Linked DNA regions of Homo sapiens: region 2 is linked to region 1. The links are chromatin contacts, found by Hi-C in ENCODE. All regions are on one chromosome and are shown on one strand. The core of a region is the stretch at or near the end of the contact, and the rest is flanking DNA. Distances in the headings are between cores, read along the strand shown. Region 1 holds the start of MAPK6-DT (MAPK6 divergent transcript). Region 2 overlaps MYO5A (myosin VA).

Region 1 (3,057 bases), core at 398-2,897:
CCAATTCAAAATTATTTTTTAAACATTAAAATCTGATATTTCTATGAAGAAATTCCTGATTTCAGGGCCAGGCCCTGTTTGGACCCTACATTCTTCTGGTCAGATCATTCTTTCCATCTCAGTTTTCCAGCGTTAAAGAGGGAGGACATGTGCAATTGGAACTGTAAGAGACAGGCTAGAAGAATCAGCCATCAGAAAATTACTCTGAAGCTGCTTGCTCTTCATTGTATGGCGTGTTAATTTTTCCCCTTGACAAATCATCTGTATCCGTTAAAAAAAAAAAAGTCATTACTGAGACTGCATCTTTAGCAATGAACACGAATTCTGCCGTTAATACAAGTAGGCTTCTAATTCCAACTCACCAGTCCCTTTCACTGGACCTTTTCCAATGAACAAGCAAAAGAAAAAATAAAACAGGAAAGGAATCAAGAAGCTCCCGCTGCACAGAGATCCCCCTAACACCTAAACCGGTTGGGTCCTACACTCGCCAAGAAACAAAAGGATGCCAAAACACCTTTACTTTTCGACACAACTCACAAGGCGGACTAAAATGCACAGCAAAGTGACAAGGCCCTTTTTGGTGAACCGACAAAACAAGCTTTCATTTGGGCACTTTTACAGACCACCACTTAAGGTCCCGAAAGAAGCTAAGGAAAGACTGTAGGGCCGAGGGAGGAAATTAGGAATTTCGTCTCCGAGTTTTCAGTACCTCATTCATGGCAAGACTCAAAACTTGGGCGGACTTCAGGGCTCTGAGACGAGCCGGGTGAGCGCTGCGCGCTACGCCACTGGAGACTTTGCCCGGCCGGAGTCAGCTGAGGCCGAGTCACCGGGTGGGATGGGGGAGGAGACGCGGGAGCATTTCGAAAGGCAGCGTGCCAGTAAGGCGAGACTCCACGCCACCTCATGTTCCCCGGGCCGCCGCCCCTCGCTCGCCCGCCCTCCGGTCCGGTCCGGCTGGGTTTCGAACCCGCGGAGCCAGGCGCAGGCGGCGGGACGGCAGCAGGCGTGCGGGGCCAGGGAGCGGGCGCGGCCTGGCAGGGCGACCGGCGAGGGGCGTGCCGGGTGGGAGGGGCGCGCTGGCCGCCTGGCCGGCCCCACGCGGGGACCCCAGCCCGCCGCCCGCCCGCCCGCGCGGGGACGCGCCGGCCAGGCCCGAGCGGGCGGGCAGGCGGGCGAGCAGGGGGCGGGCGGCAGACCGAACAAAAACGCCTTTGTTGAGCGGCAGCCGCCGGAGGGTCACACACAATGGAGGAGGGAGCCGGCTCCGCCGTCGCCGCCGCCGCCGCCGCCGCCGGGCCCGCCGCGGCGCCCTCCCGAGCCGCCCCGCCGGCGCACCCCGCACACGTACACACACACACTCACGGGACTTCTCCGACTCATCGAGAGAGTGCGGGGCTCGCGGACTGCCCCCAGTGTCGGCTCAGGTCTCCGGCTGTGCTGGCGGCAGCGGCGTCTCCGAGGCTCTCGCTTTGCCGCAGTCGCCGCCATGTAACCCCGACCCGCGAGAGAGGGCGAGGAAGAGGGGGCGGGGCTTCGCGGTGCCACGCCCCCTCACGTCACAGGCTCACTCCACGGGTTCTCCCGCCCCCGCCCTGCCCAGCGCACCCGCACGCGCCGGAATTTCCAGCGCCCGTGACTGGGCTGCGCGCGCCGCGGAGGCGGTGGGAAAGGCACGCGGCTCGTCCGGCGTCTCCTGGGGGCTTTGCCTGCGGGCGGGCAGGGAGGAAGACAGCTGGGGCCGTTTGCTCTACTACCTGCCCTGGCATTAAGGGAACAAAGTGACCAAACCCAGTGCCAGCGTTTACTAAGCACCTACTACGTGCAAGGCACTGGGCAATCCGAGAGGAAGAGGCCTCAGTCTCCAGGAAGGGTGGACCTTAAGATGGATTGGCTGGAAGGCGACAGCCCGAGCACAAGACAGACGCGTTAGAGGCCAATACTAAGGTCATTCATTCTGCCAGAGTATGGAGGAAGGCTTTCAGGAGTGGTCGCCAAGGTGGCCTTTCAGCTGGATCCCGGAGGAGCGGATATAACCAGGAGGTGGGGAGGGTGTTTCTGTGAGCAAAGACTGGGAGGCCAGAGTACCTGGCTTGTTGCAGGAACTGGGATAGGACAATTTGAATTTGGGAAGGGATGCACTATGAAACGTAGAAAGGTGGATGGGTGCCTTCTTGGGCCCACTTGGCTAAAAGCAAACTTACATTACTTATCATGGCTTATTGAGTCCAAGGAGCCTTTTCAGTGTTTATGTGAAATTTAAGTATTTATGAAATTAGAGACGCAGGTCAGCATATTTTTTCAATGACTTCATCACCATCTTGCTGAGAACCAGACATAGAATAGCCCTTCTAGTCATTATTATGGGCATCTTCAAGAAAGAGGCAAAGACCACTTCAAAAAGATCACAAAGGGCCAGGCGTGGTGGTTCACGCCTGTAATCCTAGCACTTTGGGAGGCCGAGACGGGCAGATCACCTGAGGCCAGGAGTTCGAGACCAGCATGGCCAACATGGTGAAAGCCCCGTCTCCACTAAAAATACAAAAAGTAGCCGGGTGTGGTGGCTCACACCTGTAATCCCAGCTACTCGGGAGGCTGAGGCAGGAGAATAGCTTGAACCCCGCGGGGGGTTGCAGTGAGCCGAGATCGCGCCAGGACACTCCAGCCTGGGCGAAAGGGCGAAACTCTGTCTCAAAAAAAAAAATCACAGAGTAATGAAGTTAAGTGGTTGGGGTGAGCTTGAATGCTTTATATTTTTTAATATTTAAAACAACGTCAGCTGAGTACCAGGTGTGAAGAAGAGGTAATGAGTGAAAAAAACCAAGAGAAAGGGGAGACTTGTTCCAACCGCAGAATTTCCAGCTTCTGCAACGAGAGCTCGTACCTTCAGCCCCACTGCCTCTGCTCTAGGCTCTCCTCTGATCCTCAGGACATTTTTCCTCTCACTCTTTGAGAACTCGTTTACCTTCCTTTTCCATCAATGTCTGATCACCCAGAGAAGGTGGGAGAATAAATACCAAGCACTGTGCCTTCCCTCAAGGAGCATTTAATCCAGTG
Region 2 (3,057 bases), core at 322-2,821, 350 kb before region 1:
CCAGGCTAGAGTTCAGTGGCATGGTCACAGCTCACTGCAGCCTCAACCTGCTGGGCTCAAGTGATCTTCCCACCACAGCCTTCTGAGTATATGGGACTACAGGCACGTACTACCACACCCAGCTAATTTTTTTATTTTGTAGAAACAGGGTCTCATGTTGCCAGGCTGTTGCCTCAAGCAATCCTCCTGCCTCAGCCTCCCAAAGTACTGGGATTACAAGCATGAGCTACCATGCCTGGCAGGAAATTATTTTTGAGAACAGAGATCTACTAATGCTTCAAACCTTTATGACCAAGAGTCATATTGTATGTTACTTATTTTTCAAACACCAGCTTGAACCAGGCATACTGTATTTTGTACTTGGCAATGCTCTATCAAAATTATCATTTATTTTCATGTGGTATCATGTTCATTTTACAGATGAGTTGGTTTAGCATTGAAATAGCAAAAGCATCAGGAAAATGTTGATGCTTCTGATGAACTTGCAATCTGTTGCAGAGATAAAAGTTTGTTTGATTAAAGATAGTTACTAATATTTTAGCACATGTAAATGATATAAAGGTAATTAAGAATATAAAAATGCTAAGGAGAGCAAAGCAAAACAGGGATCAGAATGAAATGGGATGGAAGATTTTCTGAGTGGGAGGGAGAAATTTTGAGGTAGTAAACATAAAGATTTGTGAGAAACGTGTGTGTGTGTAGGGAGAGGGTTTTTTTTTTTTGTTTTTTGTTTTAGGACAGATTCTCACCCTGTCACCCAGGCTAAAGTACAGCAGTGCAATCACGGCTCACTACAGCCTCAAACTCCTGGGCTCAAGTGATCCTCCTGCCTCAGCCTCCCAAGTAGCTAGGACTACAGGTACACACCACCATGTCTAGCTAATTTTTAAATTTTTTTGTAAAGACGGGGTCTCATTATGTGCCCAGGCTAGTCTTGAACTCCTGGCCTCTTGTGATCCTCCTGCCTTGGCCTCCCAAAGTGTTGAGACTATAGGTGTGAGCCACTACACCTGGCCAACTTGGGATTTTGAGGCTGTTTTAATCATTCGTACGCATCACTAAGCTAGTAAATGGTTTTTAGCAACATTTTGATCTGTTTTCAAAAACAAGTATAGATCCTCCTATTTCTGAATTAAGAATCAGGAAATTAAGAATTTACTATGTAACTCACCCTGTGACTATGAGAAAATCACATCCATCTTGCTTACCACATCAAACAGAATTGAATTAATTGTGCCTGTTTTCTTCTCTGTTTGTGTCACCTAGAAGGTATTGGTTGTGCTATTGCAAATGTTGTAGTATTTTGGTTGGATACTATATCAATGTTATGATGATATAGCATGAATATGATGAATAAACATGGTTTTCTTACTAAATACATTTGATGATATGTGTATTTACTTATTGTTACTTATGTGTATGTTTAAAGAACAAAGACTACAAATGCCTTGTGGAGAAACTAACCAATCTGGAAGGAATATACAACTCTGAGACTGAGAAACTACGAAGTGACTTAGAACGTCTTCAACTAAGTGAAGAGGAAGCGAAAGTTGCCACTGGGCGGGTCCTTAGTCTGCAGGAAGAAATTGCCAAGCTCCGGAAAGACCTGGAGCAAACTCGTTCAGAGAAAAAATGCATTGAGGAACATGCAGATCGATACAAACAAGAAACAGAGCAGGTAGGAATAATGTCCATATCCCCATCTACTCCGTACACAAAAGAGAGGTGCTGTCATCATGACTTGGTCCGTGTGACTCACTGTTGGTTTTATTAGAAATGCAGTACAAATTTTAGTTGAATTACTGTTCATTATTACTGTTTCCCAAGCATTTATTTCTCATTATCAATGAGTAGGCTGTAGGTCTTTTAGTAGAACTTTCTACTCTAATAAGAACAGAGGCAAAGCTGTATTTTTAGGAGAGAATGGCCAAGTACCTACTAACACTTGTATATTAAAAAAAAAAAAAAAAAAAAAAAGTCAGTCTGGGGCATAGACTCCTTTTAAAAAAAAAGTCAGTCTGGGGCGTAGACTCCTTTTTCTTCAGTAGGGTTAATGTGATTAACCCATTTATGCCTAAGGTTGCAATTTTTTGAATTGCAAAATCAGTCTTTGGCAATGACCTTGAGCAGTAGAATATAAATAACTCCCACATGCTTAGTGTTCTAATAATGGAACATTAGACATAATATTTAGTACCTGATGGTAGGGATCCTTGTTGAAGCCTGCATTAAGGCTGTATTAAGAAGTCCAAGCAGGAGAAGTCTAAATGTCTGCACAGTGATTGCAACCAACAGCTTTACGCAGATGGAACCCTCCCCACAAAATGCTTTCAGATTGACCAGTACTTGCACGCTTCAAATTTGTATTAACATATCAAAACTTTATTAAGTATAGAAGACATTAAGATTGTCAAGTAGTAATGAGATGTACTGCTGAAACATTTGTAAAAGTACCTCAACATTAGGCTTCCTGGAAAAAAGTAATCGATTTTCAGAGATTCCGCTGGTATTACCATCTTTAAATGAAAACAGAGTTGCCTGTGTCAGCTGTAACTGCTGGCAAGAATCCTGATATGGTTTGTCTGTACTGACTTCTAAATGTTAATATCAGCACATGCAGTGAGAACTACAGCAGGAACTTAGATGCAGGTCGGTTAGGATAGGGTGGCTGGTAAAATTGCAGTCCTTCCATGGCATTACAGGTTCCAGTAAAGTAATTCCTCCTATATCTCTAGATCTGTACTCTATATATAGAAACAGCAGTGCCAAAAGGTGAGATTCTTTTCTGTTTTATATAATGTTGTTTTGATACAGCAAGCTTGTTCTCTCAGAATTAAGACGTGCACTCAAAAAGATACTCTTGAATGTTTAAGATCTCTTTTCTTCCCTTTAAGTCTCCCCAAACCACGGAAGCTTTCCAGCTTCGGATTCCTCAGAATCTGTACAGTAGTTAAGTGTGGTGGGAAGATTCTCCTTTCCTTTTCAAAGCCAAGTTCTTGCCTTTCTAGTCTGATAGAATAAACACACAAGCAGATTCAGATTTTTTCTTTCATTTCA

The links. Hi-C counts contacts between places; a loop is a spot of excess contacts on that map. Pooled maps may share reads with other maps.
Region 2: a loop to region 1 is called in a map with no recorded cell type, with 3 times the contacts of the local background. The contact joins the enhancer-like site here to the promoter of MAPK6-DT in region 1. A Hi-C loop is called at or near these places in 1 of 168 maps with a recorded cell type or tissue (GM12878), 8 of 37 single-sample maps with no recorded cell type and 6 of 50 pooled maps.

The regions. Positions count from the first base shown.
Region 1 is chr15:52,017,685-52,020,741 of GRCh38, reverse strand. It overlaps MAPK6-DT (MAPK6 divergent transcript), which reads left to right and starts at 1,647. Exons shown (of 2, transcript NR_156732.1): 1 at 1,647-2,043. It overlaps MAPK6 (mitogen-activated protein kinase 6), which reads right to left and starts at 1,523. Exons shown (of 6, transcript NM_002748.4): 1 at 1,366-1,523. RefSeq lists enhancers at 463-512, 1,853-1,922 and silencers at 763-1,272, 1,573-1,682.
Region 2 is chr15:52,368,790-52,371,846 of GRCh38, reverse strand. MYO5A (myosin VA) reads left to right here. Exons shown (of 42, transcript NM_001382347.1): 22 at 1,430-1,678. Among named protein-coding and RNA genes, the nearest start is that of MYO5C, 75 kb to the right of the region's middle. Within about 2 kb of position 1,571, at least 3 of the 41 ENCODE cell types and tissues checked have a DNase peak (open chromatin) inside an H3K27ac peak, as active enhancers do.